Regions from separate parts of the Homo sapiens genome. Here region 2 is linked to region 1. Evidence: read pairs that join two places in POLR2A ChIA-PET (ENCODE). Cell type or tissue: PC-9. All regions are shown on one strand. Links, peaks and the distances in the headings refer to the core of each region. The heading gives the core; the rest is flanking DNA. Region 1 overlaps RASSF8 (Ras association domain family member 8). Region 2 overlaps RASSF8 (Ras association domain family member 8).

The links. Peaks named below come from ENCODE experiments on the same cell type or tissue, not always from the same donor. Only the 100,000 strongest peaks of a DNase experiment are listed, where the experiment ranks them.
Region 2: POLR2A ChIA-PET joins it to region 1 with 19 read pairs; 2 of 35 experiments call an interaction of 5 or more read pairs at or near these places.

The regions. Positions count from the first base shown.
Region 1 is chr12:25,979,461-25,992,256 of GRCh38, forward strand. All of the region lies in intron 1 of RASSF8 (Ras association domain family member 8), which reads left to right. Among named protein-coding and RNA genes, the nearest start is that of RASSF8-AS1, 26 kb to the left of the region's middle. In PC-9, for the core only: no CTCF peak of the experiment used is centred there; no DNase peak of the experiment used is centred there.
Region 2 is chr12:26,055,091-26,067,886 of GRCh38, forward strand. RASSF8 (Ras association domain family member 8) reads left to right here. Exons shown (of 6, transcript NM_001394098.1): 3 at 146-356; 4 at 9,408-10,297; 5 at 12,479-12,623. The coding sequence starts at 254. Among named protein-coding and RNA genes, the nearest start is that of BHLHE41, 64 kb to the right of the region's middle. In PC-9, for the core only: no CTCF peak of the experiment used is centred there; a DNase peak (open chromatin) is centred at 7,671.

The DNA.
Region 1 (12,796 bases), core at 3,124-11,123:
CTGAGTTGAGGATTGTGAAGAATTGGAGACTTAAAAAAAAAAGATAATTTATAATCTATATTTGAGTGTGATGTGCTAGGTCCCAAGCACTTCACATGTATTAACTTATTTAAATCTCACAATAACCCCATGAAAGTCTGTGCTTTTTTATTCCCCATTTTACTTCTGCAAAAACTGAGACAGAATAATTTGCCCAAACTCACATAGGTAAGAAGTGGAGCAGAGCTAGGATTCGAGGCCAAGGGCAGCTCCACCATTATTGGTTTTAACTAACATTCCATGCTGATGCTTCACTGTAGAGGAGAGAGGTTGAGTACCCATGTTCCTGTTGGTGCTGTGTAAGTGTTGGGGAAACAGAGACAATACCCTTGAGCAATTTTTACTAGCAGTAGGGGAGCTGGATCAGCAGCACAGGGAGTGTTTCAGTTGCTGGAGCGGGTGAAGGATGTAGCAGGTAGGGAAGGCAGCTGCCAGCTTTTACTGTTGGAAGAGGAAGGGAGGCATCAGGAAAGGTTTCTTGGAAAAGGTGACTCTTAAATAGAGGTTCACAGTGACAAAATTCAGAGTGGTAGTTACGAAAATTTAGGCATGAGAAACTAGCTCCTATCCTTAAGGACTACTTCCTTCTGCTTTCATCAGGTTTTCTAAGTACCGACCTCCATGGTTAAAAACCAATTTAAGCAAATATACCTTGTCTTTAAGTCTCCAGTGGGTTTATCTTAACAGGGTACTTAACCCACAAACGAGAACTTTCTGTTGTTGTTCTTTGGCTAGGTGGGCCATTATACTGTAATACTCATAATTTGATTGTATATTTGCTTTAGAGTTGGGTAATATGACTCTTTCCGTAATCTATTCTAAGATAAATGCCATATATACAACAAAATGGTCATTATCTTTAATTTTAAAAAGAGATTAAAGAGTAAATGCAGTAACTGCTATGTTTTCTGCATGGGGTAGGAAAGACCCTTCCTCCGTAATCATTTCTGTGCCTTCACCAAACACTGGAATTCCAGAGACTGCGTCTTCCAAACAGGGTTTGATTTTTTTCGGGGATTGAGATTTTTGGGGATGATTTCCATTTTTTAAAAGCATCAAAACACTATGTTGGCCAAACAAAACACTTATGGAAGCTGGATTTGTGCTTTACAGTTGTATCAGTATCTTCCCGTTAGCTGGTGGGAGTGGGGTGGGGGTAGTACTAAGTTCTAAGTCCTATGAGAAGGGATTTCAGCCAGCTATGAGCAGGTGAAGCCATAGAAGGGATGTGGATATCAGAAAGGCTGTTGAGAGAGTCATTGCAAGAATAATTTAAAAATCACTCTAATTAAAAAAAATTCATGGAATGAGATATTTCAATTCAGTAATTGTTTTAGATAAGTTTCTTAAACACTTTCCTCTTAAGAAAAAGTATATCATCCTGTCTCCTTTAACAAAACATATTTTGGGGGATTGAGGGGCATTATTAGCATATTATCCTGAAACTATGGTTGTTGTCCAGTAGAAAATAGGCAATGGGTGGGTACTTTTTATGGGCAGTATAAGGAGATACTGAGGCAGTTGCTTTATTAAAAGAGGGAAGTGTATGATCAGGGTCGGATGCGTCCTGGTTTGCTGGATTGGTCCTGGCTCACTCCTGTTGTTCTGGCATAATAACAGGACCTTTCATTCTGGATGATTGTTTTGTTGAACCCCTTTGACTCCACCAGGGATGGTACCAGGTTCCTGAGGCCAAAGAAGGGACCCAGAGCCAGGAAACGAGATGACGTGGGGTTTTATTGGGGGCCTATATCCAGGGAAGAGAGTCTAGTGGCAGTGGGCTGGGCAGGAGAACCAGCCCCAAAAGCATGCAGTTTATATAGCATTTTCACTTAGTGTCCCCCTGCTCAACAGTCTCCATATGGTAACCTTCCCTCAACCCAAAACTAAGGGCCATGATCCTCTGTCTGGCCTGCATTCCACCAGACCTCAGAGGTTGTGCAGTTGGGGGTTCTGATGTTCCTCGTAGACAAAGAACGAATCTCCTGGTTGGCAACTCCAGGATTCCCTAACTTGGAATATTCAGGTGCTTCTGCCATACAGGGTTATTCTCAGGGTATGCTTAAGTTATTGCTATCAGATGCATTTACCATGCACTGATAAATTGTATGGTCACCCTGCATAATGTTAATATGATTTGTAGTTGCTGGTCCCTTTCTCATAGAGGTGGAATGAGGCAGGTATGCTGAATGACCTTGCTGTTTCTTGTAAAATTAATCACCAAAGCAAAGGCTAAACCTTAGAATGACTCTCAGCCTTCCCTGAATGATCTTTACTGTTGCTGTCAGGGCTTTAACTTGTCAGCACTATCGAAAGCATGATTGATTATTTCTGTATTACAGCGTTCAAAGCCATCCTCCCTGTTAACTTTAACCTGCTCTTAGGTCTATATCAAATTTAATTTGTGGTGTGTGAGGGAGGTATAGGAATCCCTATTTCAAGGATATGTTTCTTAATAATCGTCCTCAAATGATACTGAAGTAGAGATAATATAACATGAATTTTTAAAAAGCACGTTTTCAGACAAACGTTTTTGGGGTATGAAATCGAAGATACGGGGTACCACTTTGCAGGTGGATCTTTTTTTTTAGAAACTTAAAGTGATTTATATGCTGAATGATACAGTGTTCCACATCTTTTTCAACTTAGAATAAAATATAGAAGGCATGTTAATCAAGTTTGTGAATGAAAAAGTTTGAAGTTGTAAATAATATTTTTAAATGAGAGATTGAGAATTCTTTAATAGCTTAAAACAATGACTAAAATATAGACTAAGTTGAATAGGTCAGAATATGAATTTCTGCATTTAGATTACAAATAGTAGTTATGCAAGTGCAGAAATAAGGAAACAACATAGTTCATATGAAAAAGACATAATGGTTTTAGTTGAACAGAAGCTCAGTATAATGGCTGTTTAGAATGTCAGTGTACTTTGGTTTCTGATGGCATGTGAGACTAGATACTCTGAATTACTCCTCTAGTAAAAATGAATATAAATAAAAATGCTGGATAAATTATGTAAGATGTATCCCTAAATGGCAAGAAAACATGAAAATAAAAGACCAAACATTGGCCTGAAAGTGAAAGCAAGAAATCAGAGAGATAAGGGGAACACCTGGTTAGAGAGCACTTGCTGAGTCCCGTTGAGCTTGAATTTTCTTGGTCCCTTGTTGCACTGGAGACAAGAGACAAAGCCCAGAGCCTCCTATGGGGAAAAAAGTTTAGTAGACAATGTCTCCACATAGAGCTGGGACCCCTAAAGACTACTTTCATAGTGTATTGTAGAACTAGAAATATAACTTCCTTTGACCACCTCCCAGTCCGCAGAAAATCTCAGAAAAACTGCCTAATATTTTATAACCAATAATAATCAGCATTCATGGAGGTTTTCAGTTCTAATTTAGACCTATAGGTGGTCCAAAGAAAAGGCAAATTATATAGTTGTAGAGTGGTTCCACCATAGTAGCACAAGGCAGAAGCTAGTGCAGGTCCTTTTTGGAGGAATCTTTCTTCAGGGCAAGCCTTGAAGAGTTTAAAAAGTTTTAAGAAATTTTAATGACAGTCAGGAATCACAAAACAAAGTAAACAAGGCATCATCGATAGAACCAGCCAAAATAGTAGATAACAGAATTAGGTGTGTAATAATCTCAGATATTATAGTTGTCAGAAAGAATGTAAAATAACTTTTAAAGAAATGGAAAGGTTAAAAATATGAGTAAATTGCAAGTGAATATAAAAATGACAAAAAAAATCTGAAACTAAATAGTTCTTTGAGAAATAAACATATAATTGGAATTTAAAAACCAGCAAATAGGTTTAATGGCAAACTAGACATAGCCAGAGCAAGAATTAAGCAACTGGAAGATAGTTCTGAGCTTTTTGACTGTGACCCACAGAAAGAAATTCACTTACTGACACATGTGTATGCATATGATACATGTGTATGATTTAAGCCAAAGTATCTAGAAACTGATCTTATCAGTTCTCTACTAAAGGTAATGTTCTCTACTATTGGCTTTTCTCATTTATTCTTTTTCATTAAAAATGTTGGGACCAACCCAGGAAATTTTATAAACTGCAATGGGTTACGACCATAGTTTCGAAGGAAACTGATTTTAATAAAATTGAATATGTGTATACCCTACAACCCAGCACATGTCCAGCATAGTTCAGAGCACTTTGTGTGGTACCAAAAAAAGAAAAAAAACAAAAAAGCTGGAGAAAAAACATGGATTGTAGAAAGCATAAGGCATTTTTTATCTGTACAGTGGATTACCGTAGGACAGGGGTGATACTAAAAATAGTGAACAACCAGTACAGTGTAGACACCATGCAGTCAGTGTGGCTGCTGCCCATAAACAGCGAGCCTCAACCCATACCCGTGTGTGCCAGCCTGTTGACAGCCCTTTCTGTACCTTTGAAAATGAATGAACTACCAGTTCGTGCATCAACAACAGAAAAACAAGTTCTAAAAGATTTTATGTAGTATGATTCCATTCATATGAGCTTCAGAAATTTGCACAAAACTGAAGTAGTACATTGTTTAAGGATACAATCATGTATTTATTTATTTATTTCTGGAGATAGGGTCTGGCCCAGTCACCAAGGCTGGAGTGCAGTCGCATGATTATAGCTCACTCACCCTCTAACTCTTGGACTCGAGCAATCCTCCTGCCTCAGCCTCCTCAGTAGCTGGGACTACAGATGTGCACTGCTACACGTAGCTTTTTTTTTTTTTTTTTTTTTTTTTTAGTTCTTTTGTAGAGATGGGGTCTTGTTATGTTGCCCAGACTGACCTCAAACCCCTGGGCTCAAGCCATCCTCCTGCTTCAGCCTTCCAAAGTGGTGGGATTACAGGTGTGAGATGGAGTTCTGCTCTGTCACCCAGGCTGCAGTATAGTGGCACGATCTCGGCTCACTGCAACCTCTTCCTCCCCGGTTCAGGCAATTCTCTGGCCTCAGCCTCCTGAGTAGCTGGTACTACAGGCGCACACCGCTATGCCCAGTTAATTTTTGCATTTTTAGTAGATACAGGGTTTCACCATGTTGGCCAGGATGGTCTCGACCTCTTGACCTCATGATCTGCCAACCTTGGCCTCCCAAAGTGTTGGGACTACAGGCGTGAGCCACTGCACCCAGCCTAAACTATTTTTTAAAAGGCAAGGGTACACACAAAATTAAGGAGAATTGTTGTTACCTTTTAGTGGAGGACAAGAGGTTGGATTAAGAAGGGTCACAAAAGGAGCTTCAAGGTAACTTTTTCTTCTTAAAATTGTGAGTGCATGAATGTTTCCTTTTGTTTATACCTTACTCATTTTATGAGTACTCTTTTGCCTGTTCAACATTTAGTAAAATTAATTTTAAAAAGTCAAGGCAGGATTAACACAGGCAATAAATCATTTATGCTGATCAGACCATTTTTGGAAAGTTGTTTTTAGTTTTGGGTGCCAAATTTTATGGACATTAACAAACTGAAATGTGTCCAGAGGAAAGCATCCAGGGTGGTGATATAAACCACCACCCTGGTCTTGAGCCTTTCATTTTTCAGATGCAGATTCACACGCATTCTCATTATTGGTGGTTTTGACTCCCCTGGATTGGCCTGCTAGTGCTTAATGCAAACCTTTTGTTAACTCCCAGGTTATTGCACTTTTTGCCGCACCAATCAGAAATGAGTTCCAAGAAGTTCCACAAATGTTCTGTAGTGTGATGGTTTGCTAAAGGTTTTTTGTGTGTGTGTGGGAGGGAGGCATCTAATGCTGTAACTATAGACCCTATGTCATGTTGTTACTGTATTATACCAAATTATAGCTCAAACAAGGGATCTTTCATTGCTGGGATCAGACAAACCCTCTGCTGTCCACAGCTCCTGAAGGCATCACTAGATTCAGGTAGTATCCACCGAAGGGAAATACATAAGGATAATTTAGTTTGGTGCCTTTCAGAGACTATCGTATGGTTTTCTGTCTATGGCAGTGCAGGGGTCCAGTTCATCTGGCCAGGGCCTTAGCTCTGTGTAAACAAGGAGGGGTAGGCAGATGGCAGCATTTGTCTGGATAATAATTACTTGAGGTAAATGAGTAAATCGGCAATTATCGAGGATCTGCAATGTGGCAAGTGTTGTTAGGTGTTTTCTCATAAAAATATTCCACTTCATAGGGAAGGAAGTGGTCTTATCCCCATCTTACAGATGTGGAATTTAGGGAGGGGTCGCCAAAATTAATATTTGGGGGAGAGAAAAAGGGGAGGAGAGCATGCTTTCAGCAGTGCAGTGCTAGGGCTGTGGAGTCCTGGCTAAAGGCAGTGTGTGGTGTGGTTAGGAGCACAGATTGCAGCAGACAGGGCTGGATTCGTATGCTGACTGTCATTTACTAGCAGGGACACCTGGGACATATGTTCTTTAACTACCTGTGCCTCTCGTATCATCAGAAAACAAGGAAAACCCCTATTTCATGAGATTGTTAAGATAATTAAATGAATTAACATACATAAAGTACTTTGAACAGTGGCTTGGCCCACAGGGCTATAAAAGTGAAGTGTTTGGTGAAGTTTTTTTCTATGCTGGCTTGTAGCAAGTGATTCTCTTGGTCTCAGTGACCCTGTAGCAGAGTCTGTCCTCAGTCTTAAAGGGGTGAGATTTTTATATCCAGTCGAGCTTCCCAGCATCCCAAGTTGGGTTCAGATGTACCCAGAGGATAGGTGTGGCCTTGATTTACATTAATTAGATCTTCTTCCTCCAGGCTCCTGCACTTCACAGGGCTATAGAAACCTGCCAGTGACAATTTTTAAAAGACACACCAGGTGTACTTATTCCCAAGAACTTGCTCTGCAGATGAGGAAACTGAAGCTCAGGGAGGTTATAACTGTCCCAAGTTCACATGACAGCAGAGCTAATATTAGAATGTTTGCTGTTATCTGTGTTACCTCTAGAATGTACAGAGGAGAAGGGCAGTTTTCTCTTTGAAGCCTTAATTTCATACAAGGTGGATGACCTCACATATCTTGGTCCACTGGACTATCAGGACTTGTAGGTTCTCTGTGCCCTTTTGAGGCCTATGATGTGCAGGCTGCTCCCAGCTTTCAAGCCCCACAAGAGCAGCTTACTTCTTCTTAGAGCACCTCTTTCAGCTGCTCCTCTTAACCCAGTTTCCCTCTAAATTGTGTAGGGACTAGACATTCATTGACTCCTTCCATGTGTTTCTTGTAGTCTCACCTATTCTTTCCAGTGGCCATTGGCTTCTCATAACCCTGACAAGGCTCCTAGTTACTTACTGCTGCCTTTCTCTTCTTTTGCTGCCTCTTCTCTTTGCTTTAATTTCCTTTCGTTATCCACTTCTCCCCTCTTATGGATTCGTACACACTGTCACTTGTGTATTGCTACCATTTTTTTTGTAACTTGGGGCAGGATTGAACTACCGTTTTTTTTTTTTGTTTGTTTGTTTGTTTGTTTGTTTTGCAACGGAGTTTCGCTCGTCGCCCAGGCTGGAGTGCAATGGCGCAATCTCAGCTCACCGCAACCTCGCCTCCCGGGTTCAAGCGATTCTCGTGCCTCAGCCTCCTGAGTAGCTGGGATTATAGGCATGTGCCACCATGCCCAGCTAATTTTGTATTTTTAGTAGAGACAGGGTTTCTCCATATTGGTCAGGCTGGTCTCGAACTCCCAACCTCAGGTGATCCACCTGCCTCGGCCTCCCAAAGTGCTGGGATTACAGGCATGAGCTACCACGCCTGGCCCAGGATTGAACTCTTGACATTTGGAGCCGTTGCTAGGCAGTGAGTGTTCATGATATGAACTGACCAAAATCCACAGTACATCTTGTGAGCTATGCGGTCATGCCTCTTAGATTTTTTTGACTAGCCTGGAGCCAAATTGAACATTATTAACACAGCATTACAGCCAATATAAGCTTTCATCAAGGAGAGTATACCAAAATTGAGCCAAAAACTGGGATGCTTTAATTCCATACTAAGGCAGGAAATGATAAGGTTTCAGAAACAGGTAAAGTATAATCTGTACAAGTGCCCGGTTTAAGTGGTGTTTAAACCTAAGGATAATTTTTTCTTCAGCTTGAAGTGGCTTTATTGTTTATGCTTTTCTTTGCACTGAAATAAGGACAATATTCAGAATTAACATACATTATGCAACAGCTCAATTTAGGAAATTAAATAGTTGTTTAAAACATACTTGAACATGCCAACACATTGTATTCATTTTCTATCCAACAGTAGAATATTATTCACTTTCTATATTTTTTGCCTTTTAAAATATATGCCAAAAATTTCTACCAGCTCTTTTTTAAAAAGAGAATGAAGGTCATTGTTGCTTGAAATTAATTTTTGGTTTTTTATTATTTATTTATTTATTTTTTCGAAATGGAATCTCACTCTGTCACCCAGGCTGGAGTGCAGTGGCGTGATCTCGTCTCACTGCAACCTCTGCCTCCCGGGTTCAAGCGATTCTCCTGCCTCAGCCTCCTGAGTAGCTGGGACTACAGGCATGCACTACCATGCCTGGCTAATTTTTTTTTTTTTTTTGTACTTTTAGTAGAGACAAGGTTTCACCATGCTGGCCAGGCTGGTCTCAAACTCCTGACCTCGTGATCTGCCTGCCTCGGCCTCCCAAAGTGCTGGGATTACAGGTGTGAGCCACCACGCCTGGTCGAAATTAATGTTATTTTTTAAAAAATGAATTCCTTCCTAGCATTTGAGCTTGCTTTTTTAGTAGGCTCTTTTTAAAATAAGTTTTTTTGAGACCATAAAGGGAACACAGTGGGAAAAAGTATAAAACATCCATGCAGACAGCCTTCAACTCAAAACTGTCAGGTCTTTAAAAGCAATCTTGGAACTTTTCTTTTTGTCTGGTAGCAGTCCTATTATTGAACAGATGGTTAATTCACACAATAAGCTGGATAATCAAATCCGATGAGCTAAGATGGGGTTAACTAGAGCAATCTGTAGTATTTAGAAAAATTTCCAGGGTGATTGGGGAATGGTGACTGCAGTCATTATTTGGGATTCGTTTCTGTTAGTACAAAAATAGAACTTAAAGTCACAATTTAATAAAAAAAATTTCTTTCATTTAGAAAATAGCCCTCTCCCTCATGACTAAACAATCATTTGTAGGGGAGAAGAAGAGAGATTTGTATCAGCCACCTGCACTGCCAGTTCAGGAAATAGTATGTGAAATTCCTGCTTTATCAGGAACCCCTCCTGGCCTTCCTCTGGTTCTCATTTATTGAGTTTGCCAGATCCTGTGCTAGGTGGTGGGACCATAAAGAAGAAATGGGATGGGATTCCATGGTATGGTAGGGAAATGGGTCTAAACAAGTAACAAAACAGTGTGGAAACCTCCCGAGAATTCCTATAGTATGTTTAGAGAAACTGTCTCCTGGAGGATGGTTCACAACATCTGTTTAATTACCTTTGTAATTTTCTTCACTTAACTTAAAAACTAGTTAGCTTTTTGAATTTTTCTTGATTTTAGAAAGCATCTCTGAGGGGTATGCCTATCTTGCTGGAATTCTGCAAACTCACTGTGCCTCCAACAGAGCCTTGTACTTACCAAGCGGTAGTAAAGACAGATTTACAATGTCTCCTTTGCAGAGTGATTCTACTTGTCTGTTCTTCAGGTTTCTTTCCCTCCCAACATTTCTGCCTGTCAGAATGTTTTCTCTTAAAACTAAGGCCCAACCATATGTTTTCTCATAATCACTGGGTCACACCCACAGCCATACTGTTCTTTTCTGGGGGCTTCCTTGATGTAAACCTTTAGTATGTCCTGATTTCACATTTTCTGATGTGTGTTCTATAGTGAAACACAGTTTCTACTACTAGTGTGTTTTATATTTGTCTTAATCTATAGGCATTTAACAGTGTCTTTCTTTCCCCCCACCCCCTCTTTCTTTCTGATTCAAATTGGAATGATAGAAGACACCTAAATAATATGATGAATACTTATCAAAACGGCGAAGTTGGTTTTCTGAAAAAAGCTCTCTGTTGTGTGAAATATTGAAGTGTTATCCAGGAGAAGGAGACTTTATTCAAATAGTCATCTTATAGCTTGTCTACTAAAGTTGATGAAATTCATTTTCCAAACTGGTTTAAACAAAAATGATTACTTAGCTATTTAAAAAACAATTGATCATATCTCTTTCTTGTCTTATCCCTTCTCCTCTGCCACTCTTCTGATTTCTTGCATAACATTTAATAACAAATCATAAGACTAACAAGGATGCATTTCAATTCCTTATGGTTTATGGATCAGTTTATTAGGTCAAGGGTGTGGTGGGGCATGGGGGTGGAGGAATTATGGTAGAGAGTATGAACATTTGCTAAGAGCAGCATGGGATAGGTGAATTTACCCAGTATGGGAGTCTGGCAGAAGTTTTAAAATCAAGTACATCTGAGTTCAAATCAGGGCTCCACCGTTTACTAGTCACCTGAACCCGGGAAGGTACTAAATCTGAAATCTTAGTTTCTTCATGTGCAAAATGGAGACTGTAGGATTGACCTTGACAAGGTTGTGAACAGTGTCTGAACTGGGCAGAGTGGTGCCTGGGACTTATTTGTTGAGTGCCTATTATTACTTTTTAAAGCAAGGAAATGCATCCTGATCAAGTCACCTAATCTTAACCTCAACTTTGTATAACCTGTATAATGGGAATATTGATAAATTAATGTGAAAAAAGTAAAAAAAATTACAGCCATATATAAGCATAAGGGGCTTATTTCATGAAGGCTTCCTGGATATCCACCAGCCATTAGTGATTTCTCTTGTATGAACTCTGCTGTAGCTTTTTTCCAAATCTCTTTGGTGTTTATCAAACATTTATTTGATACTATTGTTACTAGGCATTAGTTACATTTCACAAGTACTGTAGTTAGTGGAATGAAACCCATATCTTCATCATTGTAATCCCTGTGGTATTTTAAATATGATAAGAGCTTGGTAAAGGTTTATTATATAAATAATTAATTTTGGTATTACCATTTTTCTCTGCTTTGCAAACTAATATAGCTTAATAGCATCATAATGGATTTATTTCCATAGAATATCTACCTTATTGTTTCTGTGATCATCTTATTAACATTTCATATGGACTATGTAAAACCTAAGATACCTTCCTTACTAACATTGTGTATTGCGTTTAGCAAAACTGAATTATATTTGGAGATGTAAGTCTTTGTATTTTGATGACAAGGTGAAAAAACCACCTTGAATGTTCCCACTCTTTTATTAGACAACAAAAATTTAGGAATAGTTTAGAATTCTGTAGTATTTATAGTTTATTTTGTGGATACACAGGGATATCACTTATGAAAATGTGCTACCATAGTTTATTTGTAGTTGAATATTTACAATTTCAAACGGGTTTTCTCTTTTCAATAAAAAGAAATGTGCCTAAAAAAATACACACACACACACACAGAAAACATTTTGGGGATCTTGGAGTCACAGAGTAGAGAGTAGCTGGTTTCCTCCAAAACTTTTAGACTTTTTAGCTGATCTATAATACTTAAATAACCAGAGCAATAAACTCTTCTCATTTTTACAGTAATAGAAATGTCAATATTGTCCATTGATTATCTGTCCTGGTGGGCCTAGTTTGGAGGAAGGGAGCACACCCAACAATTAATCAGCTGTCATTAAAAGAAATATACAAGGAAATGAAGGGTTTGCATTCTTCTGTTGTTTAAAAAAAAAAGGTAGAGCCTCTTGGAAACTGGAATTTATTTTGCTCTTGAGTTATTCTTGAGCATTCTATTTTGCTTTTGTTCAGTGTTTAGAAATTACAATAACCTGATATTGTGTTAACATCAATAACTTCTATTTGCATTGCTATAAACTATTTAATTTAAATAAATTACTTATTACTGCATAACAAGTTGCCCCATGCCTACAGACGTAACTTTTTTTTTTTTCTTTTTTTGAACTCTCACCTAGTTTCTTTGGATCAGGGATCCAGGAATGGCTTGGGTGAATGGTTTTAATTCTGGATCTTTAATAAGGTTGCAACCTAGGTGACAGTCCATTTTGTACGTAGTCTACATGAAGGTTTGACTGGGGCTGGAAAATCTACTTCCAAGGTGGTTCACTCACATGCCTCACAAATTTGCGCTGGTTGTTGGCAGAAGGCCTCAGCTCCTCACCATGTGGACCTCTCCATAGGGCTGCTTGAATGTCTGGCTTATATCAGGACAAGTGATCAGAGAGAGCAAGATGGAAGCTACCATGTCTTTATGTCATCATTCCACAATATCCTGTTGGCTGTACAGGTTATCTCTGTTCATTGTAGGAGAAGAATACACAAGGGTGTGAAAACCATTGGGGGCCATTGTGGAGGCCAGCTACCAAAATAAAAGAATGCTTAATCTTTAGCACATTTTTATAAGTGTCCAATTAATGTTTGAATCACGTTAAGTTTTACCAAAAATAATATAATTATTGGTGGGGCTGCCCCAATTTTTATCCTCTCCTTTTCCCCATAATTACATGTTGGTGTTCATTGATTTATGGTCATTTCAAATATTTGTATAATAGATAACTGTTTTTCAGACATGTGGTAATAGGAGTATTATATCTAGGTAAAAGGAATCATTTAGGTGAGCAGGACTTTCACTGAGGATAAGCTCAGAACCACTGTACAATCTGCTGCCATTCTGTAAAACCCTCTGAATTCATCAAGCCTTCAGCAGACATTTATTGAGTACCACTTATGTGTTAGGCAATGTGAATGCAGGTGTCAGTGCAAAGTGT
Region 2 (12,796 bases), core at 3,891-11,890, 76 kb after region 1:
TGTTGCTTAATTCATTTCTGTAAAATAAGCCTGTGTACTTCAGTAAGATTATGATATGTTAAAATTTGTTTTGTGTAATACTTACATACTTACTAGAAGAAATGTTGATTCATTTTATTACAAGTGATTTTTTGCCCTTTTTTAGCTGACTACACAGACTTAGTCTTCTCCACTCCGTGTTCCTGCAGCTAGAGACATGACCTAACACCCTGATGACCACTCTCAGGGACCTTGAGTGACTGGCCGGTGCACCATGGAACTTAAAGTATGGGTGGATGGAGTTCAGAGGATTGTTTGTGGAGTCACTGAAGTCACAACTTGCCAGGAGGTTGTCATAGCCTTAGCTCAAGCAATAGGTGAGTGAACTCTGTGGGTATCTGAGAAAAGTACATTGTGCTTTCTTTCGTTGTATGTGTTTGTTTTAAATATAGATTTCTAGGGGATTTTGTTCATTTGGTTCCATAATAAGTCTCACAGGCACTCTTGTACTTATTACAGTTTGCCTGTGTTTAGGTACATCTGTGATGATGCTTGTTCTCTGACACCCCTAGATTTTACTAACCCTGAGTTAACATCTACACTGCCTTCTCCTCTCCTGTTGTTCAGCCTAAACAGTGACTTCTGAAACTAAAGATGTTTCCATGAGCCAAAATTTAGACCCAGATTAAGAATTTAGATTCTTAGTTCCCAGAATCCCTCATTAGGAAAAATCCCACCTATTGTTTATTTCTCCATACTTTCAGAAAATACAACAAATGAAATAACATCGTTCTTCACTGGAAAGATAATGTATACTTTTAAAATCTTATGATTGGCTGGGCATGGTGGCTCACGCCTGTAATCCCAGCACTTTGGGAGGCTGAGGCAGGCAGATCACTTGAGGTCAGGAGTTCGAGACCAGCCTGGCAAACATGGTCAAACCCGTCTTTAATAAAACTACAAAAATTAGCCGGGCGTGGTGGTGCGCACCTGTAATCCCAGCTACTATGGAGGCTGAGGAAGGAGAATGGCTTCAACCCAGGAGACAGAGGTTGCAGTGAGCCAAGATCATGCCACTGCACTACAGCTTGGGTGACAGCGAAACTCGGTCTCAATAAATAAAATAAAATAAAATCTTATTATACAGTGAAAATGAAGCACAGCTCTTGGCTTCATGTTATTCTCCCACCATGTTTTACCCTTTCTTCTTATTTATTTTAAGCTTATCTTCATCATAGTTTATGTATATTTAGTTGCCTTAAATGATGAGGGCATAAACACCTGCATCAGAAAAACCAGCAATATGGGTCCAAGTTTATATTTGCATCTTAAGTCTTTCATTTAACAAACATGTACTAAGAGGAAGCTGTGTGGCCAGCACCATGCTAAGTGTTCAGGGCCTCTTTGTCTTTGAGCTCCTTATCAAAAGTTGATTTTATGTCTCGCCAGTTTATATTGGAAGCATGTCAATTAGCTCAGCATTGAAATGAGTCATACTGTTGCCAAGGCACTTTAGCATTTGGTAGAGATGATTGTGCCACCTGTGATGTGGCAGATGCACTGTTAGAGGTTTACAGTGCCCTATACAAGACAGAGACTTTCTGGTAATATTGACATCTTTTGATTTTTCCTTAAACACTATTGCACAAGAATATATTGCAGCAATGCTGAAAATTCTGGGCTTTCACATCCGGTGAAACTCTTTTTGCATTTGAGAATCTTATATATGTAGACTTAAGTTTAATTATTAAAGAGGAGAAAATTAAGGCATTTAATTTTTTCATATTCTTTCTATGAGCTTATTTAGTAATTGTCACTATTAAGAGCTTCACTTAATTTATGTGAATTAAAATATACAGCTTTTTTTTTCTTAGTGAAGACTACGTTTATTAATTGTCAAACCTGGCTTTCCTTGTTATATTTGGGAATTAAGCCATGGACAGTGCTAAAAAAGAAAAAAAAAAGTAGTTTTTACAAAAGTCAAGGTAGTTGAGTAGTGCTATAAGCTGCATCTGTCCATAATGACACTTTTGTGTGTGTGTGTGTGTGTGTGTGTGAAGTTCCATTTTTTTAAAATTACACTTTAAGTTCTAGGGTACATGTGCACAACATGCAGGTTTGTTACATATGTATATATGTGCCATGTTGGTGTGCTGCACCCATTAAGTCATTTACATTGGATATTTCTCCTAATGCTATCCCTACCCCATCCCCCCGCCCCACAACAGGCCCGGTGTGTGGTGTTCTCCACCCTGTGTCCAAGTGTTCTCATTGTTCAGTTCCCACCTATGAGTGAGAACATGTGGTGTTTGGTTTTCTGTCCTTGTGATAGTTTGCTCAGAATGATGGTTTCCAGCTTCATCCATATCCTTACAAAGGACATGGACTCATCCTTTTTTATGGCTGCATAGTATTCCATGGTGTATATGTGCCACATTTTCTTAATCCAGTCTATCATTGATGGACACTTGGGTTGGTTCCAAGTCTTTGCTATTGTGAATAGTGCTGCAATAAACATACGTGTGCGTGTGTCTTTATAGCAGCGTGATTTATAATCCTTTGGGTATATACGCAATAATGGGATGGCTGGGTCAAATGGTATTTCTAGTTCTAGATCCTTGAGGAATCGCCACACTGTCTTCCACAATGGTTGAACTAGTTTACAGTCCCACCAACAGTGTAAAAATGTTCCTATTTCTCCACGTCCTCTCCAGCATCTGTTGTTTCCTGACTTTTTAATGATCGCCATTCCAACTGGTGTGAGATGGTATCTCATTGTGGTTTTGATTTGCATTTCTCTGATGGACAGTGATGGTGAGCATTTTTTCATGTGTCTGTTGGCTGCATAAATGTCTTCTTTTGAGAAGTGTCTGTTCATATCCTTTGCCCACTTTTATGGGGTTGTTTGCATAATCACACTTTTTACACAGAATTTCAAGGGGAAAATGCCCGGAGGTACCATGTATGTGCTTGCCCACTTGGACTACAGAGTATACTTATTTGTGAACAAGCCAAAAACACATTTTAACTAAATCTGCCCTCCTATTTTTACTTTCTCAATAACTCAATCCAAGAGCTGTTTTGAAAAGTTGACAACTTCAATACAAATGTTTTATGATATTCCTCCAAACTTGGCCAAACAACTCTTTCTGTATCGTAAATACTTCATTGAACTCAGAATTCATCTGGAGATGACTCCACTGGCAAGTAGCCGAGAGCTGTGGATCCTGATTTCTGTGGTGAGAGTTTATTAATTAGAGAAAATTGCTGCTCTGAAAAGCAACCCCAGAACTTCCAAGGCCTAACACAGTAAGTGGCTAGCTAGATTATTAGTAGAGCATGGACTGATGACCAGAACCACAGGTGGCTGTCAAGAATGTATAGTGAAGCAATTTGTAGACTGGTTTCTTAGGTTTAAGTGCGCGTCTTTGCCTCATGGGGGCACTACACACATGCGCACGCGCGCGCGCACACACACACACACACACACACAGAGTGTATTCTTGATTAGGAGTTACAGGTTTTTTTCTGGATAGTTAAAATTATTTTTAGGAAACCATAGAAACTATCAAAATGACTTACTATGAAAATATGCACACAAGTTGTCAACCTGCAAATATATATATGACAGCTAAGGTTTTCTTCATGCTACTAATCAATCAAATTGAATTAGCAAAGAGCTAGAAACAACATAGTTTGATGAAAGATGTTGAATCTATAGGAAGAAATCTTTTCTACACTAATCTGACAATCTTGACAGATTAGATTTAGGTGATGGATGTAGGACACATGCTCAAATGATGACAGAATAACTAAAAGTGAAACCTTAGTTGAAACCTCTTCTTGGCATGAAGTGGTTCAACTGTCCTGCAAGAGTGCACTCGGAGTTTGTCACTGTACACCCTGAACTTTCTGAAACATTCCCAATTTAAATGTTCTACTTTGTTTCCCCTGTAAAATATCTCAGAAATGCATTTTTTTCAGAGTCTAAACTGCTTCTCAAATCTAAGTGAAACAGAAAGCCTTTGACAGATCATCTATCTCAAGTTATAATGGAGAAAATGCATTTGCTTTTATCTCAAACCAAAAATATGACAAGGATGTATTTCTGCCCTCAGGCAGCTTAGAGCTTAACACAGAAATAAAAGTCCAGCTAACAAAAGATGAGAGAGGAAAGAAGGAAGAGAAGGAAATCAAGGAGATTGAGGAAAAGGATTTCTGATCCACGGTACTTTGATACTTGGTGTCATTGAGAAGACAAGGAAAGAAATATGTACTTTGTCATATTTAACTCTTAGCTTCACATGTAAAATATCAATTTCAGAAATTTAAAAATTGATTACTTTTCTACATTTATAAAGTAATATTATTTATTGTAGATTATCTTGAAATTTAGAAAACACAAAGAAGGTAAGAGAATCACTCATGATTCTACTTCCTAGCAATAAACAATGTTTTTTGTGTACCCATAGATGAGCTTTTAAAAAATTATACTCTTCATATGCTTTTTGTAGTTTTGAGTCTCATTGTCTCATTTTTCATTTACTGTATTGTGAATTAATTTTCCACATATTCATTTGCAATTTTAATATTTATAACAATAGTCTAATTTTTTATTTTAATTAGCTTCTGTATTTTCCACATCTGTAGAATATTATTTTAATGAATGTTAATACATGTTAATTCATAGCATGCATCAGTCAAGATGGGTTAGATTATGCTGTGTTAACGAACAGCTCCCAAAATCTTCTGGTTTGTAGTGTTTTCTACTTATTTTGGTTTATATTTTTTTAACGTAACCAGCACAATGCCCAGTAAATCACAGGTACTCTGTAACTGTTTTTTTGAGACGGAGTCTCACTCTGTCACCCAGGCTGTAGTGCAGTGGTGTGATCTCCGCTCACTGCAAGCTCCGCCTCCCAGGTTCACACCATTCTCCTGCCTCAGCCTCCCGAGTAGCTGGGACTACAGGCACCCACCACCACGCCCAGCTAATTTTTGCTATTTTTAGTAGAGACGGGGTTTCACCGTGTTAGCCAGGATGGTCTCGATCTCCTGACCTCGTGATCTGCCCGCCTCGGCCTCCCAAAGTGCTGGGATTACAGATGTGAGCCACCGTGCCTGACCACTATTTTTATTATGTTTAGTAGTAGTGAGCTTATCATATAATTCTAAGTAGACAGTAATTCTGTGATTACATGATATACACTGGGAAGATACACTGTGGATGATGTAACTATGGTTTGAATGCACAACTGGCTGACAGGTATATTCAGAGATAATTTTTTATTGTATCACTGTTATTCTAAGATATACTGTGGGGTAAGAGTTATTTTAGTAGTTTCACTCAGAACTTAAATAGTATAGTAAAAAAATAACTAAATGTCATCAGAAAATTACTTAAAATTCTTTAAGCTTTTATTTCTTCACTGATAAGATGAGGATCGTAATATCTATACTGCTTAACTCACAGAACTAACTAAGATGATATATATAAAAGCATCAAAAGCATTTTACAGGCTATAAGATAATAAAGTGTAAGTTCTGTTACAGAGATCAACGCTTACTGTAAGAATTCTAAGTCATTACGGAAAAAGCTAGTTGTGTTCACTAGAGTTTGCATAAGAGTCCTGGACTGTGTAATGTATTTTACAAAATTTTCATTAAAATATTTATAGCTCAAGAAGCAAAATATCTACTATCAGAAAAATTCAGTGCTGTTGGATAGCTTATCCTCCATAGATAAAGAATAAGTCAGGTGTTACTGACATTATTTCTCATATGTCCAGAAACCTGAAGATATGTTAGCATTAAATTCATAAGAGATTAGTGCCATTTCTTTGTCATGTTCTTTTGAATAATGTCCAATATTCATCTTTGGGGTGTGGAGGATTTGGTACTGAAGAAAATATCAAATGTCAGTTAAAATGAAGACTCCAGAGGGTTGGTGATGAAGATGTTTAGTAGAATCTATTTCTCTAGAGCCTGGCACTGTTTCTGACACATATGTGGTGTTCAATATACATTTGTTAACTAAATAGCAAGATGTAACTTTTAAATCATGATTTTGATTTATGACTGTAAGGAGAAATTTCCTAAAATTATAAAAATTGTTGGAGTATTAAAAAATGGTTGAATTCAGGGCATAAATTTCTGAGTGACCCTTGTTTGAGTTTTGGTGTGTATTTTCAAAATGTTATGTTACTTTATAGTTGTGTATTCTGCTTTCTTAAGTGAAAGTAAGCTGTTATCCTGTTTTCTTTTAATTTATGTCAATCAGTCATTCAATAAGATCTCATTAATGCATTAAAATCTGTATGTAAGTTTCTTCAGTATATAAATTTAATGATTCTTGGGATTAGTCTCAGTTGCTTCAATATTTAAAAGTATAATTAATATTTTTTACCCCACTAAATTGGATCGAAATTATTTGATAGTGTCACACAGTCCTACAATGCAAAAACAGCTTAAACTACAAATGCCATAGATAGACAGACAGACAGATAGATATTCCTTTTTATTCATTTTAAGATTACATCAAAATAGTACAGAAGGTTTAACTGAATGTATCCATGTGGTCAAATACGCTAAAAGGAGTTTTGCAGGAGGAATCAGAATCTGTGTAAATGAAGGAAATAGAATCTGTAGAGTGCTGCCAAGTTATGGATATTAAAAACAGCGATTGTGGAATTTAATTCCTATATAAAATATTTAAAACCCAATTTATATAATAAAATCAAATCTATTAATTCATTTGCCTTTTTTAAAAAAAGCTTTTTTATATTGCTGGATGGAATTTTTTGACCCAGTGGTACTAAATGTGCATTATTTAACAAAAGCCAATACTGGCAGTAAAAGCAATTCTAAATAACCTTCCAAGACATTCTCAGAGGGTAGCAGTACCAGTAAGCACTGGAAAATTAGTTTTATTTTTAATTATGAATAAATTAGGGTCTTTAAAATATTTTGTTTAGTTCATATAATGTGATGATTCGGTTTTCCTTCTAAAGATACTTCATTGGGCTGATAGAATTGGAAAGAACTCTACCGGTTTATCTAACCCCTCCTGTTACCGAAGGAGGACACAGAGGTTCAGAGAAGAGTAAGATTCCTAAAAGCAGTTGATAGGCATAGTGCTATGACCTTTGAAGCAGTTTGTACACATGGGACAGTTTTAACATTGCAGATGTGTCATGTGGTTTTTCTTTGGGAGCAATTAGAGTAATTTTTAACCTGAAAATCATTGGAAACATTTTTTATTTCAAGAAGCTAATCTATTGTGCTAAGGTTTTCTTTTTCATCCCCCTTATTAGCCTGGGCATTTTGATAAATGTAACTAATATTATCTAGCACTTTTCAATTTCACAAACATATTTATATTTTACATTCTCACTTGAGTCTCAGAACCACCTTGTCAGATAAGGCAATACTACTCTTATCCCACAGATGAGGAGACTGAGGCTAAAGGAAATTTAATTGTTCAGATCATGTAGGTAAGCACAGTAGGAGGCAGAGCCACATTTGAACCCAGACCTTTCTACTCCAGAACCTTTGTCCCATCTCTGTCTAGTTTACATAGTTGGAAGTTGCTTTTTAAAAGTCAGATTGTTGGGCAAGGGAGGGGAAAAAATAAATAAATAAATAAAAGATCATTGTGATGACACATCACTATTTAAAGGAATTCTGTGGTCAGCCCTTTTGTTATAGGAAAAATGTCTTACTAGCTACCACGTGTTGAATGCCTGCTGTGGGCCAGGCAGTGTGGTAGGTGCTAACCCTCAGAATCTGCGAAGCGTTTTAGAAGGGAAGTTGTGCTGCTTATCTAGTAAGTAACTCACGTAGGATTGTTTGCCTCCAAAACCCCAACTTCCAGCTATACCCCAAATTCAGGTTTCCCTAAAGGAGAACACACTCATATGCTTATAGCAAAATCATTTTTTAATGTGCTCCTCATGAATTACATACATGGGTGTTGATATTTACACATCTAGATTTCCATTTATTGATGCAGTAATTGCAAAAATACTACTATTGGCTCAGAAGCTCATGAAATTTAAAAAAGAAAGCCAGGAAGGTAAATCAATCAATAGCTGTTTATACAAGTATAATTGCTGGATGGCAGCGTTGGTTTTTTTTCTTTGTAATTATTTATGTACACTTTTCACAAAATTTAAATAATCTATCTGACCCACTCAAATGAAAATATTTAAAAAGCATGTTCAAGCTTATGGCATTACAATCATATTCTTCTGAAACTTTATCTTACTTTCATAATGATTAGATTCAGTATATTTTTCAATGTATATGTGATTGTATTCTGGTGTTTGTTTGTTTTGTTTTTTTTTTGAGACAGAGTCTTACTCTGTCACCCAGGCTGGAGTGCAGTGACACAATACAGCTCACTGCAGCCTTGATCTCCCAGGATCAGGCGATTCTCCTATTTCAGCCTCTCAAGTAGCTAGGACTACGGTGCACAGCACCATTCCCGGCTAACTTTTTCATATTTTATTTGTAGAGACAGGGTTCTGCCATGTTGCCCAGGCTGGTCTCAAACTCCTGGGCTCAAGAAGTCTGCCCACCTTTGCCTCCCAAAATACTGGGATTACAGGTGTGAGCCACTGCACCCAGCCTGCTGGTTTGTTTTTAACAATATTTTGCTTTGAGTTTTTTTTTTTTTTTTAGAAGAAGAATCTCTGATACTATCATATTACCAAAACTGAACAAGTCTTCTCTTCAGGCCCCTCTTTTTATATGAATTTGTTTTGAAGAGTTTTTTTCATTGAGCTGGTTTTTTGTTTGTCATGGGTGTCCAGGAAGATGTCAGCTGTGTGAGCGATGGGTTGGTGGAGCACTCAGGTGGAGATGGAGAGGAGACCTGGGCACCTCCTGTGGCTGAGTCACAGTTCTCCACTGGTCCCCATGTCTCCTTTCAGGAGGAGAAGTGGGGCCTCCAGCCCTCCCAAGTTCTGATGTGGAAAAAAGCCGAGGGATTTCCACAGTGGAAATGTATTTGAGTTTTGAAGTTCCACCTAGTTCCTGGACCAGCCCCTCATGTTTCACATGGCGATTCTGTTGTCCTTTGTTTCAGCTAGAAAATAAACTTTGTTCAGTCTTGCCCCAAATGAGAAGTTCTAGGCAGCCAGGTATTTGGCAAGAGTATAAGAGTCCCACCAAGGTTTAAAGTATAAAGTTGAATTTCTAAGCAAGCCTAAAGAGTATGTGCAATACACATCTTCTGATTTTATGTTGTTACATGTCGTGAGGGGTTTGGTATCTTCAAGTAAAGGTTTTAAAGGAACCTGAACTAGACTCAAACTTGACCCTCTGATGCTAATCGAAAATACACAATCATCAAATGGCATTCTTACTCCATTTTTTAACTATTACATATCCCATTTTGACAAGTTATTCTTACCTTTTTTACATAGGTCGAACTGGAAGGTACACCCTTATAGAGAAATGGAGAGATACTGAAAGACACTTAGCACCTCATGAAAATCCTATCATATCCTTAAACAAATGGGGGCAGTATGCTAGTGATGTGCAGCTCATTCTACGACGAACTGGGCCGTCTCTCAGTGAGCGACCCACTTCAGACAGTGTGGCTCGAATTCCTGAAAGAACTTTATACAGGCAGAGTCTGCCCCCCTTAGCTAAACTGAGGCCTCAGATTGACAAATCAATCAAAAGGAGGGAACCGAAAAGGAAATCACTGACATTTACAGGAGGTGCCAAAGGATTAATGGACATTTTTGGAAAAGGTAAAGAAACTGAGTTTAAGCAAAAGGTGCTGAATAACTGCAAAACAACAGCAGATGAGTTGAAGAAGCTAATCCGTCTGCAGACAGAGAAGCTTCAATCCATTGAGAAACAGCTGGAATCTAATGAAATAGAAATAAGATTTTGGGAGCAAAAGTATAATTCCAACCTTGAAGAGGAAATTGTCCGTCTAGAGCAAAAGATCAAAAGAAACGATGTAGAAATTGAGGAGGAAGAATTCTGGGAAAATGAATTACAGATTGAACAGGAAAATGAAAAACAGCTGAAGGATCAACTTCAAGAAATAAGACAGAAAATAACAGAATGTGAAAACAAATTAAAGGACTATTTGGCACAGATCCGGACTATGGAAAGTGGTCTTGAAGCAGAAAAATTGCAACGGGAAGTTCAAGAGGCACAGGTCAATGAGGAAGAGGTTAAAGGAAAGATCGGTAAGGTCAAAGGGGAGATTGACATTCAAGGCCAGCAGAGTCTGAGGTTGGAAAATGGCATCAAAGCTGTGGAAAGATCTCTTGGACAAGCCACCAAACGCTTACAGGTAGGGACACTTTGATAAATAGAATGTTTGGCCCATGTAAAATAGTATCTTCTTGGAATCTCCTTTTCATCATTGTCAATTTTTCCTTATATTCAAAGAATTAGAAACCCAGCCTTGTTTAAAACTTTTGTCGAACTCTTGTGACTTACGACAGCTTAGATGGGAGCAGTAGCCTTGCGGATCCTTCTCCATGGAAGAGCCTTGTCTTACTGTGACAGTTGTAGCGTTAGATAATGGGATGGAATGGACACTAATGATGAGATAGTGAATCTCACCTTCTCCTTTCAGAGATAGGGAAACTAGAGCTGAAAGAGCTGTCCATGGATTGGTTGGCCAGGGATTGTTGTGGCTAGCTGACTGCTTATCTGTCACTTCTCCATTGTTGCCAGCCAATCCCAGCTTCTTTCCTGACACATAAACAGCCCCCGTCCCTTCTCCCCTCTCCACAGTACCCTCCTTTGCTTTCCTGAGAGAGGCACAAAGATTTCTGTCTGATTTTCCCCCTTTCTAGTTCACATACGAGAAGTTCTATTTTGCCACTTAAACCCTAATCACTCAACTTACATTTCTTGGATACCCATTCTTGAAAAGACCCTGTGATTATGTTGCGGAAGTTGCAAAGATGTATCAAACAGTCTGTATCAGATGGGACGAGAAAGAGACACAATTGATTACAATATGGCTACTTAAATTTAAATTAAGATTAAATAATAAGGCAGTTAAATTATTAAATAATTTAAAATTCTGTTTTTAGTCACACATGGTCACATTTCAAGTGCCCAGTAGCTGCTGTACGGGCCGTGCAGACACAGAACATTTCCACCATTGAAGGAGGTTCTGTTGGACTGTGCTGGTTTAGAGCTTACGATTCAAAGTGTAGTCCATGCCAGGCAGCTCCAGGGTACTACTTGTAAGAAATTCAGAATCTACATTGAAACAGGATGCCCAAGTAATACCTGTGTACAGTGAGGTTTGAGAAGAGCTGCTTTAGAACATCAACAGTTAGTTCCACAATCAGAGAAAGCTGAGGTTTTAGGAAGAACTGATGTGATCTCCTTTCTCCGTCATTATCTGTAGTAAGAGATAAAACTACCACCCAAATTTTGAAAATCAAGAATTTCTCATGCAGTAGAAGCTTGTCAGCCTCTAATTTGTCAGTATTTTACTATTGGGATTCATTTTGACATTTAAAAAAAGGTACAAGTGGAAGTTGTGTTGCTTTTGATATCACAGAAAACACTAACTTATCACAGTCATTACTAGCAAATCCCTCTACCCACTGAAAAGTGTCTGATAATCAAATATTGATATATCCCCAAGTACCCCCTACACTCAAATAAGTGGAGAAAACAACCATTCACTTCTAATCTCTTCCCAACCCCTACCAAATCCTTGGGACCCACCCAGCCTGGGTAGAGCCAGGGTACTTTTTCTTATATACAGTAGAGGAAAGAAAGAAATGAAAAGCTGTTTAAATAATAGGATGCCCCTCCTTGCTTTTACAGCTTTCCAGCTATCCAAACTTGATCTCCTTCTGTAGGACTCTGTAGTTCTCAGATCTTTGTCAAGGATTTAGGAATTCCATAGTGAGAATCTTGTGGGAATCTTGCTTTCCTCATGCTGTAAGATAAATCTCAATAATGTATCCCATGAAAATTGAAACAGCTTACAAAAACAAGAACTCTAAATCCATGGAACAAATTACAATTAACTTTGTAGTTATAAGTTAATATGAAGTGGTTAATATGTAAATTTGTGACCAGCTTAGCAAGATTGCTGCAACACAGAGATGGGTAAAAACCTGTGGGGTTTTTTCTTTTTATTTTCCACCAATGAGTTTACAGACTGAGAAACCCATTTTTGTTTTTGTTTTTTAATGAAAGTTTATAGACATATTTATTTCAGAAGGGTGCATAATGGTTTTCCAGAGGAAAGCATCACATTTAAGAGGACAGACTAATGAAACTGTTGTCTTCCCTTGGCTTATTTCTTGGCCTACACCACAGAGTGAAAGTGACCTCTTTAGCCCATTGTGTCAATATAAACCAGATTTGTTAAATGTGCTTTTATGAAAGCAGATGTTGCACATTTAACCCCTGTAGCAGATGGATCCTCACAAAGATGTCTTGCACTGTCCAGTAGTGAATCCTCAAATTTAAAAAAATAATAATTTCCATCTAGGACAAAGAACAGGAACTGGAGCAGTTGACTAAGGAGTTGCGGCAAGTCAATCTCCAGCAGTTCATCCAGCAGACAGGGACAAAAGTTACCGTTTTGCCAGCGGAGCCCATTGAAATAGAGGCCTCACATGCAGACATTGAAAGGGGTAAGATGTTGATAAATATGGTTTATTTTCCCTTTATTCTCACTGCTTAACTTTTTTTGTTTTTGTTTTTTGAGATAGTATCACTGTATCGCCCAGGCTGGAATGCCAGGGGTATTACCACGGCTTACTGCAGCCTCGACCTCCTGGGCTCAGGTGACCCTCCTACCTCAGCC